5 separate regions of the Mus musculus genome follow, and regions 2, 3, 4 and 5 are each linked to region 1. The links are chromatin loops, found by intact Hi-C in ENCODE. Cell type or tissue: heart. All regions are shown on one strand. Region 1 overlaps Trpc7 (transient receptor potential cation channel, subfamily C, member 7). Region 2 has its middle 8.8 kb from the start of Spock1. Region 3 has its middle 6.7 kb from the start of Il9. Region 4 holds the start of Gm22777 (a small nucleolar RNA gene). Region 5 has its middle 14 kb from the start of Gm33197.

Region 1 (5,000 bases):
AGGTAGGGGTGAGGGCTCATTCATTTTATTGATTTTCGCCATTCTGACAGGTGTGAAATGGAATCTCAGAGAGGTTCTGATTTGCATTTCCCTGATGCAAATGTTGGCTGTTTGTTTAGGTGTCCCCAGCCATTTGTGTTTCTTATTTTGAGAACTCCCCACATAGTCAGGTACCCCATTTTTAACTGGGATGTTTGTTTTTTTAATGTCCGGTTGCTTAGAGTTCTTTATATATTGTAGATATTAACCCTCCATCAGATCCATAGTTGGTAAAGATATTTTCCCACTCTGCAGTTTCCTGCTTTGACCAAATGATGGTGTCCTTTCCCATATGGAAGCTTTCAGCTCTGTGAGGTCCCTTTGATTTGTGGTTGATCTTAGTGCCTGCACTGACAGTGTTCTAGAAGTCCAGGAGGTCTTTTGATATACCAATGAGTCAAGTCATGTGTGTTCCCCACAGTCCCTTCTACCAGATTCCGGGCGTATGGCCGTCTGTTGGCATTCCTCCTGTGCTAATTGTTCTGGGGTTCTTGACTCAGAGTTTAACTAGACCCCACAGGGAAGGGGTCTTTTACCTTCCTTTGTCTTTTTTCTGTCTTCCTTTGTCTGTCTCTCTAGCCTACCCCAGTAGGGCTCTTATGATGTTACCAGAAGCACAATATTATTTTATATAAGAGAAAATCCTGGCCCTCAATTAATTGAAAAATCATAGCCTATATTTTTCTTTTATTTTTGTGTATGGCTGTTTACATACATGTACGTCTGTGCACCCACATGCATACCTGGTCCTAGCAGAGGTTCAGAGCCATCATGTGAAGGCTGGGAATTGAACCTGGGGCCTCTGGAAGAGCAGCGCTCTTAACCACCAAGCCATCTCTGCAGCCCCCAGTTAGCTAATTTTGTTCCAAACCTTTAAAATTAGAGAGATCTGGAGTCAAGTCTAGCTCCATACTTTACTTTCTATTTTTGTTTAGTTAACTTTTGTGTGTCCACTTCTCATGTGTAAGATGAGGATTAAAATCTCTTAAGTCATTTTTTTGTTTTGTTTTTTAAAAAAAAACTCTTAAGTCAAAAGGTTTGTTTTGGGTTAAATAAAAATGATGCAGATTGAAGATGTGTGCATTATCCATGATCATAGTAAAAGTTCACTAGGTGGTAACAGTTATTATCAATACTACCTCTTTTTTTAAAAACCTCATTCACTGTACTCCCGTGTTGTAAAAGAGAATGATAACAGGGTGAGGAGGGAAGGCTTGGAGATTTTGGGGGGGGGAGCAGGGGAGGGGAGGAGGGAGGAGGTTTGGGAATTAGGGGTGGGGTGGAGGTGGTAGTGGAGGTGGTGGTGGAGGAGGTGGGGTAAGGATGGGGTGGAGGGGGGTGGTAGAGGTAGTGGAGGAGTTGGGGGTAGGGGGATGGAGGTCGAAGTGGAAGGGGTGGAGGTAGTGGGGGATTAGGGGTAGGGGGCGGAGGTGATTGCTGCTTAGTAAGTATTAATTACTGTCACATATTTTAAAGGGGTTGAATGTCAAATGTCCCTCCTGGTAGATAAAAACAAATGGCCCTTCTAACCACAGAATGGCGGGGTACGGCCATGACCTTTAGCGAACTGTCCACGTAACGCAAATGTGGTAAAAGATGAGCAAGCTCCTGTCACAACCACTGCTTCCTGCCCCTTGCTCCCAACATTTGCTGGCTAACAAATGCAGGGTTTTCTTGAATCATGTATGTTTTCCGGTCTATGCTGCTTTGGCGTCTCGTGGAAAGATGGGCGCACTCTCCTTAATGTCACGATGCAGGCTGCAGCATTGTTCTATGTTGACTTCTATTCCCCTGTGAGTTGTATTCGGTCCCAGCTCAGCCCACAGCACAATACTGTCCTTGCCTTTTCCGGTTCACCTTGGGCGCTTGGAAATGTTCCGGAGCTCTTGCTGCGCGCATGAGCTCCAGCTATGGGGGCCGAGCGCCCTCTTGTGGCGAGCCTTGCCGGCGAGCCGTGCAACCAGTTCAGTATCAAAAACGTAGGCTGGAAGAGAGGTGGGTTCAGGTTGTGTGAAAAGACTTCTTTTCTGATGGAAACAGCTCCAAGATGAACATCCCTTTGTGTGAATCACGCAGTGCCGTTTGTTTTATGCCCACCCAGCTGTGACAAGCTGGTTCAGGCAGAGTCATCTGCACCGGAAGTCCAACCTCGGCCTCCAGGAACATAGTTCCAGAAACTACAGCTACCTCGGAGCAGCTTTTTCTGTTACAGCTGAGATGGAAGGTGGAGAATTGTAGGTGACATTAAGACAGGAACTCATTTTAGTGCCTGTTTAATAGAAACATTTCATGATTTCATGTGAAATGTATGTGTTATTTATCCATAGAGAGCAGCAGGTATTTTAGAAAATACATACTTTGTCTTTCATGGGTTTCTGAATTCTGACTTTGGTAAGAACTTAAAATCTGTGTTATTGCATTCCAAATGTAATTTGGAATGCGCTACATTAAACTGTCGGCACAGCTTCCCTTACTAAAGGTTTCTCTCTATTATAATTAATTTAACAGAGAGCCTAGCTTTGAAAATAAAGAATAAAGTTCCTTCCCCCCTCCATCTCCCGTGGGGTGCCAAGAATCGCCTTGTAATAGGCTCTCTATTTGCACTTACTGGCTCAGAAAAGGGCCCCATACCCCCAAATCCAATCTTTAAAATGGCAACAGTAATGCCTGCTCTACGGGGCTGTTGTGAAAATCACAGCTAATTTAGTGTGCGGGCTAATTTAAGTTTCTCAATGTTTTTCATTTAAGCTTCGTTCAGCAGTTCTCAACGGGGATGCTGCTGGCTTTGTCAGCAGGGCAGTTTGTACCGCGTGGTGCAGTCTGGGGCGATAGAGGATGTTCAGCATCTGGGGAGTACTCTTGCCCAGACACTGAGAAGCAGGCACCAGCACTGTCCAGGAGGGAGGTAACGGCCCTCGCCTGAGACGTACTGTTTGTCCTGACACCTAGGAGCCAGGCTGAGTGCTGTTCCTTAGACAGTAGGCCTGTGGTAAGGCCCAGTAGAGGCTCACTCAGCTATAGCGATTCTTGTAAGGCAGCTCGGGCCACAGGACTCACCAGTAAACACCAACATTGTCCCTCCAATAGTGCTGTGGCAAGGCTGTGTGGCTGGTCACCCCCTTTGAGACCCTCACTCAGTCAGTGAGAAAGGCTGCCAGCATATACTTTTGGGGTGAAGGGAGGGACAGAGCAAGATTATGTTCACAGGCAGACCCTTCAGATTCCTGGTCCCCGGAAACTGATTTGTTCTGGCTTGTGGCTATCTGAACATGTGGTTCGAAGTCTGTTCAGCCACTTCACAGGCATTTATCCGTGCCTGCTCTGCACAGACCCTGCCCCAAGCTCTTGGCATGTGTGGCTTAACAGTCAAAGTCATTCAAGGCTAGTGAGATTGTCTGCCGTGATCACACACAGGGACAGTGTGGCTCAGAAAACCCAGTTGACTGAGTCCAGCCCATGCTGGTCTCTACTGCCTCCTCATGCTTCCCCAGTGTGGGGCTCAGCTCCTGTGCATGGAGGAGGGGAATGTGATGGTTAGCCCTGCAGCCTTTGTCAGAATGGATATACACGGGACACCACAGGAGCTCACGGGAGACCAGGAACCCCACCCAGACTGCTGGAGTTAAGGGCAGCTTCTGGAAAGAGATCACTCCTAAACTGAATCATGAAGGATGGCTGGGAATGAGTCAGATCTGAAGTTAAGTTCTGAGCAGGAGAGACAGTTCATTCCAAAAGAATGGCATCTCGTGTGCTAGGATTACCCAAAGGCAGAGAGGACAACCGAGAATGCTACCTGTGCCTAACGGGCAGAGAGATTGCTCAGCAGTACAGAACGCTTGCTGCTCTGCAAAAGGACCAAGTTCCAGCACCCCTTCAGATGGCTCACAACCACTTGTAACTCCTGCTTGAAGGGCTCTGAAGCCCCTCTACCCTTCTTGGGTCACTGCACCCATGCAGACATAAAATAATAAAATCAAGTCTTTAAAGATGCCTACCAGAGCAGGTTCCCCCCCACACACACACACACACAAGTAACACACACACACACACACACACACACACACACACAAGTAACACAGATTCTTTCCTTTCAGCCAGGGATAAGTGGTGGCCTTCAGACCCCCAGATCATCTCGGAAGGGCTGTACGCCATTGCGGTTGTCCTCAGCTTCTCCCGGATCGCCTACATCCTGCCAGCCAATGAGAGCTTCGGACCTTTGCAGATCTCCCTGGGAAGAACTGTGAAAGACATCTTCAAGTTCATGGTCATTTTTATCATGGTATTTGTGGCCTTTATGATCGGAATGTTCAACCTGTACTCCTACTACCGAGGTGCAAAGTACAACCCAGCGTTTACCACGTGAGTACCCGCTGCACGCTGCTCCCTCCCAGATGCCATCTCTGGGCATCTGGGGAGTCCCTGTGGACCTCCTTCAGGCAGTTCATTGCAGAACTCAGGCCTCCTTGAGGTTGGTGTGAGTTTTGCTCTCATTGTTTTAAGGTTTAGGTTCTGACATTAGAAGAACAAAGGACTTAAATCCCCCACTTTGCCACTATGTAGCTAAGGCTAGCCTGCAAAGGATGATGCAGATGAGGTTAGCCTTGAACTCAGAGATCTACCTGCCTCTGCCTCCTGAGTACTGACATTAAAAAAACATAAGCCACCCATACCCAGCCCTTTCTGCAGTTTTGAAATGGGGATGGATCCGTTGCTTTTCTGTTACTGTGATAAGCTACCAGGAACAAGAACAAATTAAGGCAGAAACAGTGGGTTTATTTGGGTTTACAGTTTCAAGTTGGAGGGGCGGCCATAATGGCAGGAGAAACGTGGTTTCAGGCAGATGGATCAGTAAACTAAGACATCACATCTTCAACCACGAACAGGAAGTGGAAAAAGAGAAAACTAGAAGGAGGGTGGGGCTGTGGACTCTCAAAGCCCACCCCCAGTGATATACTTCCTTC
Region 2 (5,000 bases), 1.1 Mb before region 1:
CTAGCCTAAGGAGCCAAAGGTAACCAGAAAGCAGTCATAACTCTGTTTTTACTGGGAAAGGGGATTTGGCGTTTGGCGTAGGATCTCATTGTATAATCGAGTATGGTCTTGAACTCTGATCCTCTTGTCTCAGCTTTCCCACTGTTGGGATTATAAGCGTGTGACACAGTGTTCCGGTCTCTGCATGCTTTTCTTCTCCCGTACCTACTTCCCTGCTTTCCTCAGAGCATGCTGTCACTGGGCCACTTCCTCATGAATCTCTGTGTCAGGCTCTGCCTCTAGAGAGCCAACTTAAGATAATACTGATCCGTCATTTCTATTCGACAAACATCATTTCCCTGAGCAGAGTGACTTCCGACGGCTACATGGTATCATAGAGCTGGAATTTATCGAGCCAGTCTGCAGCTTCCAGACATTTAGGCGGTTTCTATTGCTGATCGAGCTTTGTAAAAATTCTTAATTGCATTTTAGGTTACATTCCTATAGGGAGAAATCACAAAGCCAAAGGTTACAAACATTTTATGGCTCTTAATGAAACTGTCAAGAATCTGAGCTCTTGCTGGGTTGTACCGAGGAAGCCCACGGGCAGCACGGGAGAACATCTCTTCTTCGTGTTGTCAGCCAGGGCATTAGGACTTTCTAAACTCTGAAAACTTGATAGATTACTTATTGTTTTAATTGTTTATTGCAGTTGCTAGGCAACTGTCACATTTATAGTTTGGCCATTTATATTTCTTTGGTAAGTTACCTTTTTGGGGCATTTGGCTGTTTTCACATTGATGTATTCTTTCTCCCATCAATTTGTTTGAGTTGACTCAAGGCACATAGAGCTTTCAGTGTGGAAGCAGAGTATACGGCGGACCTGTATAGTGAGTAGAATTCTGAATACCAGTGCGTGGCCCTCTCCTATCCCTCTGAAGAAACGGAGCCAAGCATACCAGGGGAGATAACAGCTTTAACTGAGTCCAGGCTTCTGACTCTCAAAATAGTTCTTCCCTGCATGGTAACCAAAAGTGGGGCAGCTGAAAGACATGGCCCAGCTTAGATGGACCGACTGAGAAAATGTAATGTATGTACACCATTGGACAGGAAGCTGAATGAAGTTAGGGCACTTGCAAGCAAATGAATGAAACTGGAGATTATCCCATTAATCCAGACTCAGCAACAAGCCAGACTCAGCAACGCACACGTCTCATGCATTCCATCATCTGCAGAATCTAGACTTCAGGGGTGTGGTGATTGGTGTCAACTTGACAGGGTCTAGGTTATCCCATGAGATGGACCTCTAGGCATGGCTTTAGGGGCATTATCTTGAGTATATTAATCAGGATGGTAGGATCTGTCCACTGTGGCCAGCACCATTCCCTGGCTGGGTCCTGGACAGTATAATGGAACTGAGCAGCAGGGTGCATCCACCCCCCACTCTCTGCTTTACTGCTGATGCAATGCTCCTGACTCTGTGACTTCCTCTCCAGTGACAGACACTGGACCTCGAATGAATGGAAATAAACCCATCCCCTTTAAGTTGCTTTCATTGGAGTGTTTTGTTTTGTTTTGTTTTGTTTTTTTAAATCACAGTAAGAGAAAAACAAAAACAAGGTGGGTCTAAACTAAGAGGAAAAAAAAAAGACACGAGGGTGGAGAAGATGTAACAAAATGGCTGCCAGCATTGCCCAAGCAGCACTGGCAAGGGGCATGGGGTTCCCTTTCATTCTGAGGATACTTAGCAGACAAAAAGTGTGGCCCGATCAGGACAAGCTCTTTCGAAGTTCACAGAGTGTGCCCCAAATGATAGATCTGAGTTCCAGATGTGCCCCATCCTCAATCTAGAACCAGCATCTAAACTACAGACCCACTCCTACGGAGCTGCCAGGAGAACTCAAACCCAGCACCAGAAACTGCATCATCACTGCCAATCGTGCCCTGACCCAGCCACACAGTCCCCAGGGATTTTCTCACCCCACCCCTTGTTTTCAAAACTCTGAATATTCAGTTCTCTTTTGTAACGTGATCATTTTATCCTTCACTTTCCCGTGTTGTCTCATGGGTTTTATAGCCGTCATTTTAATTCTCTGCATAATATTCCTTTGTTGGGCAGATGCTAAATTCTTGGATCTAGTCTTTTCTCACTGAAGATGTTGGGAGAATTTCTAGGGACCCCCTGCTGTCTCCCCTGCAATTCTCCCTGGATGGATAATTCCATTCTCACTTCACGCTTTGAGTGAAATGGTACAGATTTAACTTGCAAATTGCCTGAGGATATCTTTCGTAGTTGTAGGCATCTTTAAATTATGTGAACGTGTGTGTAACCAGACAAGTTCCTCCTAACATTTTGACCTTAAATCGAACTAACAGGGACACTTGTGTAAGTGGTTTAAAACCTGTCCCCTGGGCCTCCGTGTCTCTGTCCATCCAGGGATGAGCTGGACTGCCACACAAGCTTGAAAAGCATTAAATAAGAACAGCATGGACAGTCCTGCATCCTGCCCAGTGCTTCCAAGGCTCTGTGAGCTTTGTATAGCTCTCTATGTTTCCCAAGGTCACTGGAAGAAGACATGTCGCTACCATTCCCATCATAGAGAGAAACGAACTGGCAGGATGGCAACTCAAGTTGTCTGAGTCCATGGATAGTAAGAAACAGGTTCTGTGAGAACCCCACGCTGATAATTTGTATCTTCCCACAGGTCTTACAAGGCTATCCTAGCTGATTTTGCCCTGAAACATCCTTCCTGAATATATAAATAACTCCTATAACACAACCACAAAATTGTAATTTGAAACACAAGCAGACATTTCTCCAGATAATATATACAAATAGCCGGTGAACGTAAAAATGCCTGGCGCCACCAATTATCATAGAAACAAACACGAAAACCATAATGAAAAATCGCCTCATGGATGGCTGCTCTCAACAGAACAGTAAGCTACAAGGACTGGTGGACTGTGGAGACACAGGGAGATGGTGGGTGTGCAGAAGGGAATTTGGTTTCTCTCAGTCTTGGGATGCTTGTAGACCTGGGGCTCTTTCAGGATGTTGTCTCTCAGGAGCTGGCCAGGCTCTCTCCTCTCTGCACCAGGAGTCTCCAAGTCCCTATGTGTGAACCAGTGTATATACAAATTGCTATTCTTCTTAAGGCAGCCATCTGGCATTGACTCTGAGAAGGAAGGAAGCCCTTCTCTCTTGTCTCGGGGCCTGATCATGTATACAGAGGCTGGTGTGAGGATGTGGCTGCCTTTCTCCTCTTGAAATGAATACAAAGAAACAAAGAAAAGGGATCTGGATGGTTTTTCTGAGGGAAAAAGGAAAAGCAGGTTCCCATGTTAGTCAGCCGCAGAGTTACAATGTCTTCATTGCCCATCTCAGGTTGTCCTGTAAGGGGAAGGAGCATCCAGGCATAGACCCCAGGCCTGAGGGATAATGCTGTTTTGAGTTCTGACATTTTTACAACATTGAGCAGGATGTTTAGCCCCTCCAAACCTCAGAAGGGGGCGATGGCGCCTCCTCTACCTGAGTTTAGGTGAGGGACTTTGCATCCAGCAGGGAACTCTCAGACGGCTTGTATTACGTGTAAGGCAGTTCTAAGGACTGTACAAATGTGCACTTGTTTAACCCTCTGGGTGACCCCGTGACACAGGCTGTTTCGGACAATTTATGCTATTTTAGCTTCTCCAAGATGGCCATGCTTCTGACATCCAACAGTGACTGTTTGAACCTTTGGGGAATTGGAGGGCAGAACATTCCAGAAACAAGGGTATTAGAATTTATTGGGAGCCTGCTGCAGCACAGAAGAGTCCAACCAAGATGAAGTTTTACCTTGCCCCAGCACCACAGACAGACTGAGAGTTCTCTGTTGAAATATGCTTGGTAAAGATGGGGTTTGTCTGACTCAGTCCCTGATGTGTCCACAGCAGCAGCTGGCAGGACACAAAGAAGTAACTTTGTAGCTGATGGTCTAATAGGTAAAGAGTCTGAGGTTCACTTCCCCAAAGCAGCCTGGGTCTTTCCTACCCCGGGATTTCCCAGGATCTCTGGCCTCCTTGTTAGCTGCCCAGAGGGAACAGAGACTGTGGGCTGAGAAAGCAACCTCACACCATTTCAACAGAAACCTTGCTGGAGCTATCGCTATTACAGGTGAGAGATCCCCAGGACTCCTGGGAGAGGACCAGGTAGGCTGTCCCATAAGCATGTCTTAGTCAGGGTTTCTATTCCTGCACAAACATTATGACCAAGAAGCACGTTGGGAAGAAAGGGTTTATTCAGCTTACACTTCCACATTGCAGTTCATCACTAAAGGAAGTCGGGACTGGAACTCAAGAAGGTTAGAAAGCAGGAGCTGATGCAGAGGCCATGGAGGGATGTTACTTACTGGCGTGCTTCCCCTGGCTTGTTCAGCTTGTCCTCTTATAGAAGCCATGACTACCAGACCAGGGATAGCACCACCCACAATGGGACCTCCTGCCTTGATCACCAACTGAAAAAATGCCTTAGAGCTAGATCTCATGGAGACACTTCCCCAACTGAAGCTCCTTTCTCTGTGATAACTCCAGCCTGTGTCAAGTTGACACACAAAACCAGCTGGTACAAATCGAAACCCTGTTTTACTTTTCCACGATCTTCATGGAGTGTGAGTCCCCTGAAGTCCTCTGAAGTCCTCTGACACTACTGTGCTTTGCGAGTCTCAGCTGCTAAAGACTTAAGTTGCACACAGTCACCCAAAACAACGGGATCCCTTGCACAGTAGGCCATGTACTCCACAGGAACAGACACACATGTGCACATGCACATTCATACATACTACACACACACACACACACACACACACACTGAGAGAGAGAGAGACAGAAAGAGAGATACACATATATACATATACATATGCATATGAGTTAGTAAAAGCTTATGACTTCTCACAATGCTGTTGATAAGCTGAGGGGTCTGAGGGAAGCAGCACGTCACAGAGAGAGATGACACTGATGTAGATGAGCACGGTGGCAGCTCATAG
Region 3 (5,000 bases), 330 kb after region 1:
CTGATACACTGGCAGACACAAGGTCAAGGATAGGATCTTTGGCAGAGAAAATGGTCCTCTCCCCTTCTACCTGCTGATACAGAGGTGTGAGGGGGAACAGAACCTGGGTTCTGTCTTCATGCATGAAGGTTCCAGAACTATTATTCAATGCCTCTACACAGGGCATTGAATAAGGAGGGTGTCTGAGTCTGTGTTGTGCCTAACTCTGGTCTGTGGTTCCTGCCCCCCACCCCCACCCCCAAAAATGAGGCAAATCCTTCCAAACTTATCACTCAATGTGTGATAGACAGGAGATGCTGAGGGAGTGCCACTCATTTACAATAATCATCAGATCAAACACTTCACATTCTGCACTGTTTCTGTTTGTACCAGGAGGCAGAACTCGGGACTGGCAGGAAGTAGACACTGGCATTTCTTCTTTATAAGCATGAGAGTCGAAGCTTTCCAGGTTGGAGACGTTCCCAAGAGCCTTCAGCTGGTGGAAACTGAAAAGCAGAGAGCCACTTCCAGCTGGTTCTGCTTGCCAACCCCTCTCTCTGCCCACCCCGTTCTGTCGCTCTCCTATCTGTGTGAGATTTCTACACTACTTCCTCTGACAGCCTGAGGGTCAGATGGGTTCACCGCAGCCCCAGGGCAGACTCACTTATCCAGCAAGCAAAGGTCAGAAAGGGTTCAGATTTCACCCACTTTAGTCCTTTCAAAAGTTAATGCACAATTCATGTGCCAATCCTTACATAACACCCATAACAGGACCTGGGGCAAAATTCTGTAATTAAACGCATCAATATTCAAAGCCCAAGAACGTTCACACGGATAGGTTAAGGTTGACAGCCGAAAGAGTCACAACAACCTTGAGTTGGCTGAGCTGTTTGGGTTTCAGGGTGTCGCTAAGGGATTGAGGAGCTGAGTGTACAAGACAGCTTTACTCCAGCCTGGGGCTCACATATGCTCCCTCTGGCTCTGGGTCATCTCCAGGAGGAACAGAGGTTTCTGCAGCACCCTGACTGGCTGGCTTCATGGCAACCCGGGTGGTTTCCCCTGCATCTGGGTCTTCTGAGTCAGACTACTCATTGTGGTTTGTGCTGACTGTACTCATTCAGGATCGCAGGGAGGGGCAGGCGGATGCTGGTGGTTGGGATGGTCTCAGAAGACAACACCAGCTACTGCAAGGGGGAGAGGCCGAGCAATAGAAACCCAGGCTTGCTGCCACATCAAAACCACCTGCCAGCTTGGTGCTTTCCCTTGGCTTGTCTGTAAAGTTGAGTAAAAAAAAGATTCACTCCTGCAGACAAAGTCCGAGGATGGCACACCTGGAGTGAGGAGGACTCACCTGGAGTGAAGAGGACTCACCTGGAGTGAGGAGAGCTCATCTGGAGTAAGGAAGGAGCACACCTGGAGTGAGGAGGGCACACCTGGGGTGAGAAGGGCACACCTGGAGTGAGGAGGGCTCACCTGGTGTAAGGAGGGGGCACACCTGGGATGAGGAGGGCACACCTGGGGTTCCTGAGGCTGTATCCTTTGAGGCTGTATCCCAGCCTCAGAATCCAAAGTCACCTCCAAACGGAAAAGGGAGCCATCTTGAGTTGAACATTTCACTTGGAATTCCTAAAATTTCCCCACAAGTGGCAAAATCACACCCCAGACCCACTCCTGGGTATTGGATAGAATGGGGCTTAGTGGGGTGGGGGTGGGAGAAGTGAGGCCAGCTGGGGGGAGGAGGAGGACAGTTAAATTTAGGTAGAAAATAAAAACAAGTTGCATCCACGCACCCAAGGACGCGGTTCGATGACTCCACAACCATAGTAAGCATGCAGGTGCAGGAAAGATGGCGTGCTATGAGACCGTGAACACCGTTCTTAGGACTTGGGTTACCTAACCCAGAGGGGCCCCCTCCATGCTCAGGGAAACCAAGCCCAGTGAGCCCTCTCTATGCTCGGCCAGTGGCCAGAAGTCACGCTTCTCTGGGTATACAGCTCCCTGAATGTCACAACTGAATCACATGCTTCTGGAATCTTCTTTGACAACAGTTTAGCACAAAGGATTCTGGGAGTTAGAACCCAGACCAATAACCTGTCCTGTGTCCTGAGCATTCGAAGACCGACTCAGTATTTACATCTACCCCACTCCAAAGCATGCTTATGAAGACACCAAGGGGCAGCTGGGGCTCTCGGGGTTTCACACAGACCAGGCCCAGGGTACACAGATACATCATCCACCCTTTGTCAACCTCCGAGCAGAAAGCTGAGCAGCCCCGAATCGCGGAGGAAGACTGGCTTTTGTTTTTGTTTTTGTTTGTTTGTTTTTTTATAGATGAGGAAAAGAGAAGCCCACGTGGGCAGAACATGTGGAGATTATGCAGATAGGCATTGAGGCTGGAACCCAAGGAAAGGACAGCACCCTGGGGCAAGGCGAACAGTGAGACAGGGAGGGAAGTGCCCAGGACCCATGCTCTACAGGTCACCAGCTAGCAGACAGCCTTGGGATTTAGTTGATGTCTGCTGCCATCAAGTGGTGATTCTATGGCATATCAGCCAAACAGGCTTTTGAGAGACAGTGTCCCACAAGACCAAAATCTAACTTCTTATGACTCTAAGATACTGCCTTCCTCTCCACTCCTGTTTTCTCATGTGCACATGGGATCTCGCAAGGACTGTACAGCAAGCGATGTCTCAGACGAGCAGAAGGGCTTCCAGCTGCCTTCTATGCATTCACTACAGAGGAGTAAACTCTCTGCCTATCTAGGAGCACACAGTGGGAGATCCTGACTGGCCTCTGAACACACCACTCTTCCAACCCAACTGTGCAGCCAAGGCAGGCACCAGGGCACGCCTACACGACATATCCTGGAATGGGATAGAGGAAGTACTCTGGGTCCATCTCGGCATCCTGTAACACACCAGGAGCATCTCCTTGCCAGCACCCTCAGTACCTGCCCGTGGTGCTGTGGTGGGAATGAAGCCAGCCTCTTCCTGTTAGAGTCTAGTAAACTAGAATGAAAACTCTGCTGGGGCTCCTCCGCTCTTACCCCTGGAGACAGTGCCTGCAACACAGCAGGTGCTCAACACACGTGTGATGACTAAGTCACCAGGGGCTCCATAGCCTTGGGTTCAGAGCTGCCCAGGGGAGGGGGCTTTGAACTCCAAGAGCTGTGGAGGATGGATGTGGAGAGAGCACTGTGAGGAAACACCTGTGATCTACACAGGGGAGAGTGGCTATGTCAGCCTCTGGGGTGGGGTGGGGTGGGGGAGGCAGCTGTGATTTGGTGCTCGGTCTAGATCACATAGAGGTGGTGGATCCCCCTACTACCTCTTCCTTGGGGCAAACCAAGGAAAATCTTTTTTTAAAAAGATTTATTTCTTTTATGTATGGGAGTACACTGTCGCTATCTTCAGACACAGCAGAAGAGGGCGTCAGATTTCATTACAGATGGTTGTGAGCCACGATGTGGTTGCTGGGAATCGAACTCAGGACCTCTGGAAGAGCAGATGGTGCTCTTAACCACTGAGTCATCTCTCCAGCCCCCAAGGAAGATCTTAAAGGCTTGTTTACATGGCTGTGAGGACAGTTCCTCACTGGGGTATAAGATCACCCTGGACCACATTTCTGCGTGGCTGGTGGTGGCTGCCCAGGTGACAGTGTTGGGCAGGACTCTGAAGCCACATCCAGCCGTGTGTGCTGAGAGGGGTTTGGGGGGTGCGGTAGGTGTGGCTGCTGCAAGCACACATGTGGACGCATGCCACACAATAGCAGTGCTACCTCCTAGGTGGTTCCCAAAGGAGGTAAGACAGATGCACGACGTCACACTGGAAAGCAGACTGTGCCTTTTATTATGATTTCCACATAAAAGTCATGTCCACAGAACACCCACCCCTGCAAGCTCTGGCTGTCACCTGCCACGCAACGACACCATCACATGACACTGCTCAGGCTTGGGAGAGAATCTTTGGATATTCCTATCCTATATGTTCTTTTCTAGACACCGAGCCCTCCCTCTCAATCTCGAGGACCGGGAAGAAAATGACACACACTGGTTTCTCTCTGGGATGGCAACATCTCCACAGACCTAAACTGGATAGAGAGGAAGGTGACCAAGATCTCTCAGAAGCCAGGGAGAGAGCTCTGCATGTCACACAGAAACAACCCAAGGGGCTTACGGTGCTTTTATTTGGGAGCGCAAGTCTATGCTGGGTTTTCATCATCCGTGGGCACAGAATGTCTTGCCTGTTTTTCTCAGGTGCTAATCCAGAGCTGAAAGAGATGGTGGCTGCCTGGTCCATGGTCTGCTGCTTCCTTCCATCATTAGACTGGGGAGAGAAACAGTCTGCAATCATGGAGGGAGGGAGTCCAAGCTCAGGATGATGGCTGTGGCCCACCTGGCACTGGGCAGAGATGGCTGGGTCTTCCTACTCTCCAGTAATTTGTTCTTGCTGGTTCTACAGGTGTTGTCAGCATCTGCCTCGGGATGAGGTCTGTTCAGATTACAGTAGCCCTGAGAGGAGAGGGGCCACATAACGAGTTCTCTTTTTTCAGCCAGCAGGATCTAGGCTTGGACAACCCACCCGGAGATGGCTCTCATGCCACAGAGATGCGGTAGTGATCACCACGTGCTGCAGTCAGTCAGGAAGGCTGTGTGGGATTGCTTGTAAATGTTCAAACAAGGGGTCACGGGAAGAGCGCATCTCCTTTCTTTGGTTATGAAGCTCCTTGTAAACAGAAAGCAAGCTCCCAGGTTTAGAGGATACACATCAGGGCAGAGTATAGCACAGCTCCGTTCTAGGAAGGGATCTGCTACCAGGATCCTGAAAGGGCATGGACTGATAACACAGGACTCATGAGGAAACCTAAGGATGGTTTATGAGTGACTGGGACCCTCTTCCTCAAGCCATCCCCATGACAACGAACTACCCCATACAGGGCTGACCACTGAGCTTCACGGCTCTGCTATGAGTAGCATGGAAGGACACAGAACTAGGGATGGACAGGAAGGAAGGTGCCATCTC
Region 4 (5,000 bases), 120 kb before region 1:
AATTTGTCTTTTGTAAAATATGTGGACCTCGGGGCTAAGGAGATGGCTCGGCAGTTAAGAGTGCTTGCTGCTCTGTTTCCCCAGACCACATCTCCTGTGGATCCCACAGAGCTTCCCCTTCTAACGTCCCCTTCTCAGCCTGCTGCTTTATCCCAGCCCCCAGCTCTGGCAGGCACTCCCTGCTGATCCACAGACCAACCACTCCTACAAGGGAAGTAGGTAGGTTGCCTATAGGTTTCCCTCTCTCCCTTCTGCTCTTCTAGATCCAACTCCAAGTCTCATTGCCAGTTCTATAGTTGACCCTCTGGGGTGACCTCTCTTCACTGACTCCTCCAGTTCCAAAGATACAAAAGGAGCAGGTCCTCAGTGGACATGCTGGCCTCCTCCATGCTGTAAACTCTTCAGACTTTTACCTATCCCCATTCCTAAGTGTCAGCTCCCGGTACCCAGAAACACATTTTACCTGGAACCCCCAGTGGCCATCTGTGCAAAGAAAATTTCCTACTAGGCAACATACAACTGTCACATTCTTGGGAATGCCCAGAAAGGGAACAGAAACCAAGGAACAAAACACTCACCCAACAAAGACAAATTCAGGGCTCAGCTCCTAGACCTATAATCACACCAATCCCAGATGCCTGGATACCAGCATAAAAACATAATCAGTAACAGTCAGGGTGATGTGTCTCCACTAGAGCCCATCTGTCCTACCAAGCAAGCCCTGACTATTCCAATATAGATGAAACACAAAACAGACCAACAAAATAAACAAACAAATAAAACTTAAAACCACCTGTATTAACATGATAGGAATCCTTAAAGAGGAAAGTGATATAGAAGTCCAGAAGAACACAACAGCACAAGGAAACGAATATACCTGTCAAGACCTGAAAATGGAAATAGAATCAATACATTCTCAATTAACCAATAAGCCAATAAGTTCCCAAACTGTGGGAATTCTGGAAATGAAAATTTTAGGAATGTAAACAGGAACGGCACAGGCATGAAAGGCATGCTTGATCAAGAGATGGAAGAGAGAATCTCAGGCATTGGAGACACCATAGAAGACATGGGTCAATCAGTCAAAGAAAATGTTAAATCTAAAAACTCCTGACACATAACATCCAGGAAATCTGGAATGATATGAAAATGCCAAACCTAGGAGCAATATATGAAGAAGAAGAAGAAGGAGGAGGAGGAGGAGGAGGAGGAGGAGGAGGAGGAGAAGGAGGAGGAGCAGCAGCAGCAACAGCAGCAGCTACTGCTGCTGCTGCTGCTGCTCCTGCTCAGTTCAAAGGCCCAGAAAATATTTTCAACAAAACCTTAGAAGAAAAATTTTCTAACCTAAAGAAGGAGTTGCCTATACAGGTACAAAAAACATAAAGAACACCAGATAGATTAGGTCAGAAGAAAAATCCCCTTGGCACATAATAATCAAAACACTAAACATAAAGAAAAATGTGAGAATATTAAAAGCTGAAAGGGAAAAAAGACCAAGTAACATATAAACACAGACCTTTCAAATTATACCTGACTTCTCCATGGAGACTTTAACAATCAGAAGAGTCTGGACAGATGTGCTGCAGACTCTAAGAAACCACAGATGTCAGGCCATACTATGATATCCAGCAAAACTTTTAATAACCATCTATTGAGAAAATAAAATACTTCATGAAAACAACAAATTTAGGTAATATATATCTATAAATGCAGCTCTACAGAAGGTGCTAAAAGAAAAATTCCAATTTAGGGAGGTACACTACTCCCTTGAAATCAAAGAAGAGAAACACACACATACCACCATCACCATCACCACCACCACCACCAACAACAACAACAAAATAACAAGAATCCACAATCCTTGATCACTGATCTCTCTCAATATCAATGGTCTTAACTCACCAGTAAAACACACACACACACACACACACAGAGAGAGAGAGAGAGAGAGAGAGAGAGAGAGAGAGAGAGAGAGAATTCACCAATAATAAAACATCCCGAGAGGCACTGCATGTTTGGCTGCTATGTCACATGTTTGTCAGTAGGTGGCAGAGAGGAGAGGCTATGTCTATGCTTAGTGTTCTGGTCTAGGAACATCTGAATATTAGTAATCTAATATTCCCTGAAAAGACCGAACCTGAGATGACCACCAGTCTGGCACCAGGCAGGTCCCGATGGGCTGTCAGGACAAGGAGCAAGTCAGAGACTAGAAGAACCCCACCTGGGACCTGGGGCCCTGGGCAAGGATCAAACTGGAGATGAACACCAGATAGGCACTATGGGGCCCAGACCAGGATGTAGCCTGAGATGACCACCAGTACAGTGCCATGCAGGCCATGAGTAGGGGGATATCAGACCATGCAAAGTTGACCCTTGCCCAGTGCCATAATGCATGAGCAGGGCATAGCACTCATGAGACCACTCCAGAGATGACCCAAGACACTCAGAGACCCCAGGCACTACTAAGAGGAGTAAGTGGTGGAGAAATGGAAGAGAAAGAGAAACAGAAGGATGTGGGCACATGAAGAGAAGCAAAACGGGTAGTGAGGAACAGCATGATATGAGTAGCCAGTGATGCCACCTGGGACCATGGTAAGGCTCTGGCCTGTGCTGTCATCAGGGTTCATAAATGGGTCTATGGCCTTGAAACAGCAAGGATCTATTACAACCAAAGGCCAGGCAGACATTCTGGGTGTGTGCTGCTACCTGGAAATCATGAGAAATTTGACCCTGAAGGCATGAGAGCAGGAGACTTGCCCCTGCCCCTCCTTCATCCTTTGTCATCTATGGCAGGCAGGAGAGCTGGCTCCTGGGTGATAAGAGTAGAACTGGCCATGTTCCTCACCAGCTGCAACATTCAGGAGAGTTGGCTCTGCATCTTTCCTGAGCAGCAGGACAGAGATGGCCCTGGTTGCAGGGTTGCTGGTGAGCCAGCCATGAGGGCATGAGAGCTGGAGAGCCAGTAGGCTGACCAGCTCATATCCTCTCAGGCCCAGATCCAAGGCCTTGAATTGGCTCAACCAACATCTACCCCATTGATGAACTGCTGGAGTGCATGAAGGGACTGGTTCCACAAATGCAAAACTACAGGATCTCCATGACAAAGGGCAACAACAGAATATCTGAGAGGAGTCCCATTGAGGTTCCAGCACTGATAGAGTAGCAGAAGCCAAAGACCTCAAACCAGAGCAAAGAGTCGTTGCAATAAACACTTGCAAGTAAAGAGGTGTGGACAAAGGGTTTGCTCTGGGACATAATGTGACATACTACATTTTTTCACAGTAAGGTTTTTTTTTTTCCCTCTGTTGAGTGGGGGAGCTTCAAAGGTAGAGGGCAGGTATGAAGGGAAGGGGAAATGAGTGGGATTGGGGTCCATGATGTGAAATTCACAAAGAACTAATAAAAAGCTTTAAAAAAATCAAAAGAAAGAATAGTAATTTAAAAAAAAAAAGACACAGACTAACAGAATGGATGCAAAACCAGAATCCATCCTTTTGTTGCATCCAAGAAACATACCTCAACATCAAGGATAGACACTACCTCAAGGTAAAGGGTTTAAAAAAAAAAGATATTCCAAGCAAATGGACCTAAAATCAAGCTGTTGTAGCCATTGTAATATCTAATAAAATACACTTTAAACCAAAACCAATCAAAAGAAATAAGGAAGGACACTATATGTTCATGAAAGAAAAAGTCCACCAAGATGACATTTGAACTCTTAATATCTATGCCCCAAACACAGGACATCTACAGTCATAAAAGAAACACTATTTACTACAGCTTACATTACATATTAACCCTTACACTCTGATAGTGGGAGACTTCAATACCCCATTATCACCCATAGGCAGGTCATTGAGACAAAAGTAAACAAGAGCTAAATGCTGGAGCTAACAAATGCCATAAACCAAATGGATGTAACAGATATTTATAGAACATTTTACCCAAACACAAAAGGAATAAGAATATGCCTTCTGCTCTGCACCGACTGACCACATACTCAGACAAAGCGAGTCTCAACAGATAAAAGAAAACTGAAGTCACTCCCTGCATCTTATCAGACCACTGTGGATTAAAGCTGAATATCAACAACAACAGAAATGATAGAAAGCTCAAAAAACTCATGGAAACCGAAAAAACTCCCTACTGATTGAGAACTGGGTCAAGATAGAAATAAATAAAGAAATTATAGACTTTCTAGAATTCAATGAAAATGAATGCACAGCATACCCAAACTTACAGGACACAGTGAAAGCTGTTCTAAGAAGCAAGTTCATAGTGCCTACATAACAAACTGGAGAGATCTCACAGTAGCAACTTAACAGCACACCTGAAAGCTCTAGAGCAAAAGGAAGGAAGAGCAGGCAAGAGAAGTAGGGAGCAAGAAATAATCAAACTCGGGGGCTAGAATCAATAAAATAGAAACAAAGAGAACAAAACAAAGAAGCAGTGGAACAAAGAGTTGGTTCTTTGAGAAAACCAACAGGATAAACAAACAAAATCAAAACTAAAAGGCAGAGATACAAATTAACAAAATCAGAAAACAAAAGTGGGACATAACAGCAGGCACCAAGGAAATCCAGAGAATCCTAAGGACATACTTTAAAGTCCTGTACTCCACCAAATTGCAAAGTCGAAAAGAAATGGGTAATTTTTCTTGGTAGGTACCACTTACCCAAAGCAGATAAGCGATTTAAATAAACCTACAACCCCTACTGAAATAGAGGTACTCATTAAAAGTATCTCAATCAAAAGAAGTCGAGGGCCAGATGGTTTTAGTGCAGAAACCCTGTTACCCAAATCACATAAAGACCCAACAAAGAAAGGGAATTACAGATCAATTTCTCCTGTGAACAAGGATGCAAAAAATACCCAACAAAATAGCCACAAACTGAATCCAAGAACACATCAAAATGGCCATCCACCATAATCTAACAGGGATGTAGGGATGGTTCGATGTGAAAAAGAAGTCAAGGAATGTAATCCATATAAACAAAGTG
Region 5 (5,000 bases), 450 kb before region 1:
GAGGTGGGGCCAGGAGTAATGCACACACAGAAGCACTTGGATGGTGGGGAGCAGAAGATCGTTCACTCACTGAGCCCCGACTGTGCTACCCCTCAGATCTCTGACCACCTGCTGTGGTTGTTAAGACTCCAGGGGTCTTGGGAGAGATTCATATAACTGTTCTCTTTCAGAAATGAGAAAAACCAAGGTTCAAAGACAAAGAAGGGAAATGACTAAGAAGACACCACAGTGGTCCCACCATTGGCTGCCCTTCCCCACGACCACGCCTAACCTCGATGGGACTGACACATCTTCAAGGTGCCTTTGCAAGGCTACATTTAGACCAGTTCTCATGCTAACCCAAAGAAGACTCAAGTACTACACCCCGAGGCTGTGGGATTCACACCATGAGCACAAGTAAGTGTAGAAATTCGGGTTTTCACACCACTGTTTTATCCATGGGTCCTTTTCTGCCATTAGCTTGGGCCGTTGCCCTTGTCAGCTAAGCCACCGCGGCATAGGTTAGTAAGTTCCTAGTAGAAGACCCTGTCTTCCTGTGTGGCTCCTCTGCTCTGCGTCAGCCCTGGCTGTGCCTGGGCTCCTGCTGGGAAGACAACCCAAGCGTAGACACAGTGTACCCATGGGGCACTGCCCACCCGCCCAAGGTGCCGCTACATGATGCCACACTTTGGTTTTTTTATTGATGGAGCAATCAAAGGTCAAGGGGGTACGTGATTCATGGCACTCTGCCCAAAGCCTTGCTGGAAGCCCACTGTTTAGCAGTCCTGTAGGCCTATATAGCTAACAACTGCTATTAGATAGGAGTTGTGAATCTTCAGTAAGTCACAAGGCAATATTCACAAGGCAATACTCCAAAGAGCCACGCCTGCAGCCCCAGACTTTCTTTTCAGACATAATGTTTTCCTTTTTAATTATGTGTATGCTTGTGTGTGCATGTGTGTATGATGTGTGTACTTGGGCACTTGGGTGTGATTCCTGCAGAGCCCAGGAGCTATGTCAGATCCTCTGGAGCAGGACGTACAAGTGGCTGTGAATGGATCCAGGTGCATGCTGGGAACCAAACTCCAGTGCTTTCTCCATGAGCAATCTGCACGCTTAACCACAGAATCGTCTCTCCAGTCCTCATCAACAGATTCTAAGTCATGTGCTTGCAGAATGCAAAGAGCAAATTAAAACAAACATGCATAAAAGTAAAAGTATAGAACCAACTCTACAGTTTACACACGGGGTCCTTCCAGAGCAAAGCAAAGCCATGACTTATACCCAGTATGTAGCAGCTAGGGCCAGGGAGAAGTGAGACTTCTCTGCCTCTATCCGCACAGCTGTCTTAGGTGTCAAGTCTACTGCCATACTTTGGGTATGTTGTAAACATTGTTCTGTTTTGTCAAGGATTAGTGTTGTGCTGGAGAGATGGCTCAGTGGTTAAAAGCACTTCCAGAGACTGCTCTTCCAGAGGTCCTGAGTTCAGTTCCCAGCAACCACATGGTGGCTCACAACCATCTGTAATAGGATCCAATGCCCTCTTCTGGTATGTCTGAAGAGAGCAACTGTATACTCACATACATAAAATAAATTTTTAAAAAGCCGGGCGTGGTGGCACACGCCTTTAATCCCAGCCCTGAGAGGCAGAGTCAGGCGGATTTCTGAGTTCGAGGCCAGCATAGTCTACAGAGTGAGTTCCAGGACAGCCAGGGCTACACAGAGAAACCCTGTCTCAAAAAAAAAAAAAAATACCAACCAAACAAACAAACAAAAAAAAACAACCCCCCCCCAAAACAAACAAACAAACCAACAAAAAAGATTGGTGTTGTTACTCTCTTACGGTGCCTAATGTATAAACTATTGAGAGACCAGGAATTAGATAGAAACCCTGGTAGGTAGACAGATAGGGAGAGTAGCCATTGCTAAGTAATAAAGGTGACTTACTAAGATGACCACCTCTTCCTTCCTCACCCTCTTGACTTGAGACAAAAGCCTGGCAGCTTAAAACAAAGGTCTTGTAGAAAGGTTTTGCCCCCCCCCCAAGCAGCCCCCCCATCCATGGTGAACTGGATTGACGAGATCAAGGACAGGTTACACAGCAACTGCAGACCACCCAGTCAATCACCCCTCCTTCTAGGCAGCCGACTTAAGTTAGGGGAGAACCAGAGACTTTAAAACCCCCAGTGGATTTCCAGCTTTCCGAGTCCCCTCTGCTTTGCAAAGGATCTTTTTCTCTGCTTGTCTGCTGTACATGTGTGTTTCATCTCTCTCACACAGCCCTCCCACGCCCCCCCTCCCCCCATGCCTCTTCAGCTGCTGATCTGCCTGTCCCTGTCTGAGGTGTCTGAGATCTCGCCACTGCTACCTGAGCTGCCTGAGATTGTTCTGCCTTTTGATTCCTTAACTGGTTGGTAGGGAAAACAAACTTAATCAAGAGCCCTAGACTGTATCATTGCCAGAGTAATGTGTGTATCAGGGAAAAGCACAGGATACGAGGGTATATAGTCCTATCGAAGTTCCAGACATTTGCTGGGGTGGGGGTGGGGGGCGATGTGTTCTTTGTGCATAAACCATCGTGGACTCTCCCTGATGCAACACTGTAGCCATCCATCTGAGTGTCTGTCACTCAAGGGGAAAGGGAAGCATCAAATCCACAGGCAATGAACCCAGTTGGCCGCCAGAGGGCAGTAAAGGACCAAACTGGAACTGAGGCTAGGCAGGAAATTCACATCAGCCAGGGTAGATGACCCAGGATAAAGCTATTCTCCAGGTTCCCAAGGCTGAGCAAGCAGGAAAAGATGCTACCCAGAGTCAAGCTTTCTAAAGTCTCCACGCTTGTGGATATGCCTCTAATCACCTCAGAGAGGCCTGGAAAGTTCCACTGCTGCTAATGAAGGAAAAGCCTTTTCTATACGCATACAATCCTGCACACATCCTAGCTAGAATAATAGAAAAGGAATCCCATGCCACATGGTTTAGGGTGGTGGGAGTTTAAGAAAAACGTCCCACAGCCAAGGAATCCATTGGTCTAATCAAGCTTGGCTCCACAAGCATCTAATCGCCCCCACAGCTCCAAGGAAGCCTGACAGACAGGCCTGTCCCATGATGCCCCGCCCCCCTCCTAGCATCTTCAGGTTCTGGTCCATCCCTGCTCTGAGCTGACAGCTGTCTGCCTCCCTTGGTGATAAAGGGAGCTGCGGCTTTCTTCTTGGAGGGACTGAGGAGTTTCGGGAGACTCACCAGAAAGTCACGAGGCCTCTCACTGACCTTATGTAAACAGTTAACAAAGGCTGGGCGTGGGGTGGGTGCGGTGGGATCTCCTGCAAGGTGCATCAGAGATGCCAATGATGTAGCTTTCCAGAATTGCTACCCATACTCCTCTGGGGTTTCCAGTGAGGCATCTGCCTATCACCCATGCTTCTGTGAGTAACCCAAGCAAGCTGGCCCACAAATCTAGACTGGGGTGCAATGGTTCACTGCTCTGGTCCGGCTTCATCCGTGCTTTATCTGGGGTGAAGAGGACCTTTGTTCCCAACAACACTAGGCCTGAGGTTTCCAGTTCTCCTGTCTTTTTAAATAAGAGTAGACTGCACTGATTACAAAGTAGCAAGAATATTCTAATCACAGAAAAACAACAGTACAGATTAGGGGGATACAGTGTTACGATCTACAGAAACCAGGAGACTGACTACACTTGAGGGCCCAGGATATTGATTGGAGCTGTTTCAAATGGGGACTGAGGAAAGGAGAGCTCATTGCTAAAGTTATCATTTAAAGTTAAGATTTGGGTGGGGGGTTTTTTTTTTGATTGACAGGTTATATAACCATTTTTTCACTCTACATGTCTCTTCCCATAATGCATCTATTTTATATGCATGATCAATTATTCAGAAGCATAAGATGATAAGTAGGGAACCCTTTCTAGAAGTTTGAAGGCACAGTTTGCCTTATATAGACCCCAAACCAGTTCAATTTGTTTGTCCTTTTCACTCTTGTACCTGGTATTATCTGAGTACAAATGAACAGACTCATCTGTTTGGTGGTTGGTAAGGGGAAGAGAACTCTACTGTGTTCTCCAGTGTGGTATGCAGGTGGCTCAATGCAAGAGGTGGCCCTAGGTACCAACAGGTAGCTAGGTGTGTTGTTTGGAGGGGGTATGTGTGCATAGTAAGTAGAGGAAAGGATCTCTAGCTGCCAAGTGTGTTATTCAAAGGGTTTGGTACACAGCCCATACCAAGTGGAGTCCTACGCTATAAACCTATTCTCTACGCTTGCCTCAGTTTGTGGTTATCTCTCCAGGAAAACGTTAATCATCGTACAGAAATGTCACTACTGGTAACCTCAGAAAAACTTCTAGACTTGGTCAGGGAGTAAAGATTGATGTAGGGAGAGTACACTGATATTCTTCTAGTTCCTGAAGCCTAAACTCGACTAGAGGTGGGGAAGGGCCAATCTTCCCACTGTGTTCAAAAATCGCCTGACTGGTCAGCGTTACCAGAAGCTTTGACAGGATTTGCAGGATTTGAGGACCTCAAGCAGGCCTTAGAAAACACCAGGTGTGGCCCTGATGGCTGGATCAGCGAGGTTTCTTTTCTCTGGAAAGTCACACAGGGAAGCAGCCTTTGATTGACAACTGCAATGAGCACTGATTTAAGACTACAGTGGCTCTATCTCCAGCTCCAAGAAGGAGCTATTGCAGTGTTCCTGCCCTGTGCCCGGTAAGCTCTGTGTCAGAGAAGGAAGCCACCCTGGCCTGGGCCTGCACCCCTCTGCCTCTGCTCCTTCCTCCAAGGCTCACCTCTGCCCCTTCCTCATCCTGCTAAGCACAGCCCTCTCCTCTGCTCACTTCTGCTTAATTGATCCTGCATGGCTCTCCCTGCCATATCCTGTCTCTGCTCCAACACCAATCCCAGCCACCCCACAGGTGCTCGGTGGCCCTTACCTGTGCTTGCTTCCTTTCACCTGACTAGCCATTAGAGACATCCTGTCCTGGCAGGGAGCTACTGGGGTACAAAGAC

Evidence for each region. Peaks named below come from ENCODE experiments on the same cell type or tissue, not always from the same donor. Only the 100,000 strongest peaks of a DNase experiment are listed, where the experiment ranks them.
Region 2: a loop joins it to region 1, with 6 times the contacts of the local background. A loop is called at or near these places in 2 of 42 quality-filtered maps.
Region 3: it touches region 1 in a loop (5-fold over the local background); 5 of 42 quality-filtered maps call a loop at or near these places.
Region 4: a loop joins it to region 1, with 3 times the contacts of the local background. A loop is called at or near these places in 7 of 42 quality-filtered maps.
Region 5: it touches region 1 in a loop (8-fold over the local background); 35 of 42 quality-filtered maps call a loop at or near these places.

The regions. Positions count from the first base shown.
Region 1 is chr13:56,803,911-56,808,910 of GRCm38, reverse strand. It overlaps Trpc7 (transient receptor potential cation channel, subfamily C, member 7), which reads left to right. Exons shown (of 12, transcript NM_012035.3): 7 at 4,134-4,398. Among named protein-coding and RNA genes, the nearest start is that of Gm52066, 41 kb to the right of the region's middle. In heart, no CTCF peak of the experiment used is centred here; a DNase peak (open chromatin) is centred at 1,910; H3K4me3 peaks cover 756 bases; H3K27ac peaks cover 682 bases; H3K27me3 peaks cover 393 bases.
Region 2 is chr13:57,914,631-57,919,630 of GRCm38, reverse strand. No RefSeq gene overlaps it. Among named protein-coding and RNA genes, the nearest start is that of Spock1, 8.8 kb to the right of the region's middle. In heart, no CTCF peak of the experiment used is centred here; no DNase peak of the experiment used is centred here.
Region 3 is chr13:56,473,038-56,478,037 of GRCm38, reverse strand. No RefSeq gene overlaps it. Among named protein-coding and RNA genes, the nearest start is that of Il9, 6.7 kb to the left of the region's middle. In heart, a CTCF peak has its summit at 2,519 (motif pointing left); no DNase peak of the experiment used is centred here.
Region 4 is chr13:56,927,940-56,932,939 of GRCm38, reverse strand. Gm22777 (a small nucleolar RNA gene) reads left to right here and starts at 1,992; the gene lies at 1,992-2,120. In heart, a CTCF peak has its summit at 2,045 (motif pointing right); no DNase peak of the experiment used is centred here.
Region 5 is chr13:57,257,773-57,262,772 of GRCm38, reverse strand. No RefSeq gene overlaps it. Among named protein-coding and RNA genes, the nearest start is that of Gm33197, 14 kb to the right of the region's middle. In heart, a CTCF peak has its summit at 2,660 (motif pointing right); no DNase peak of the experiment used is centred here.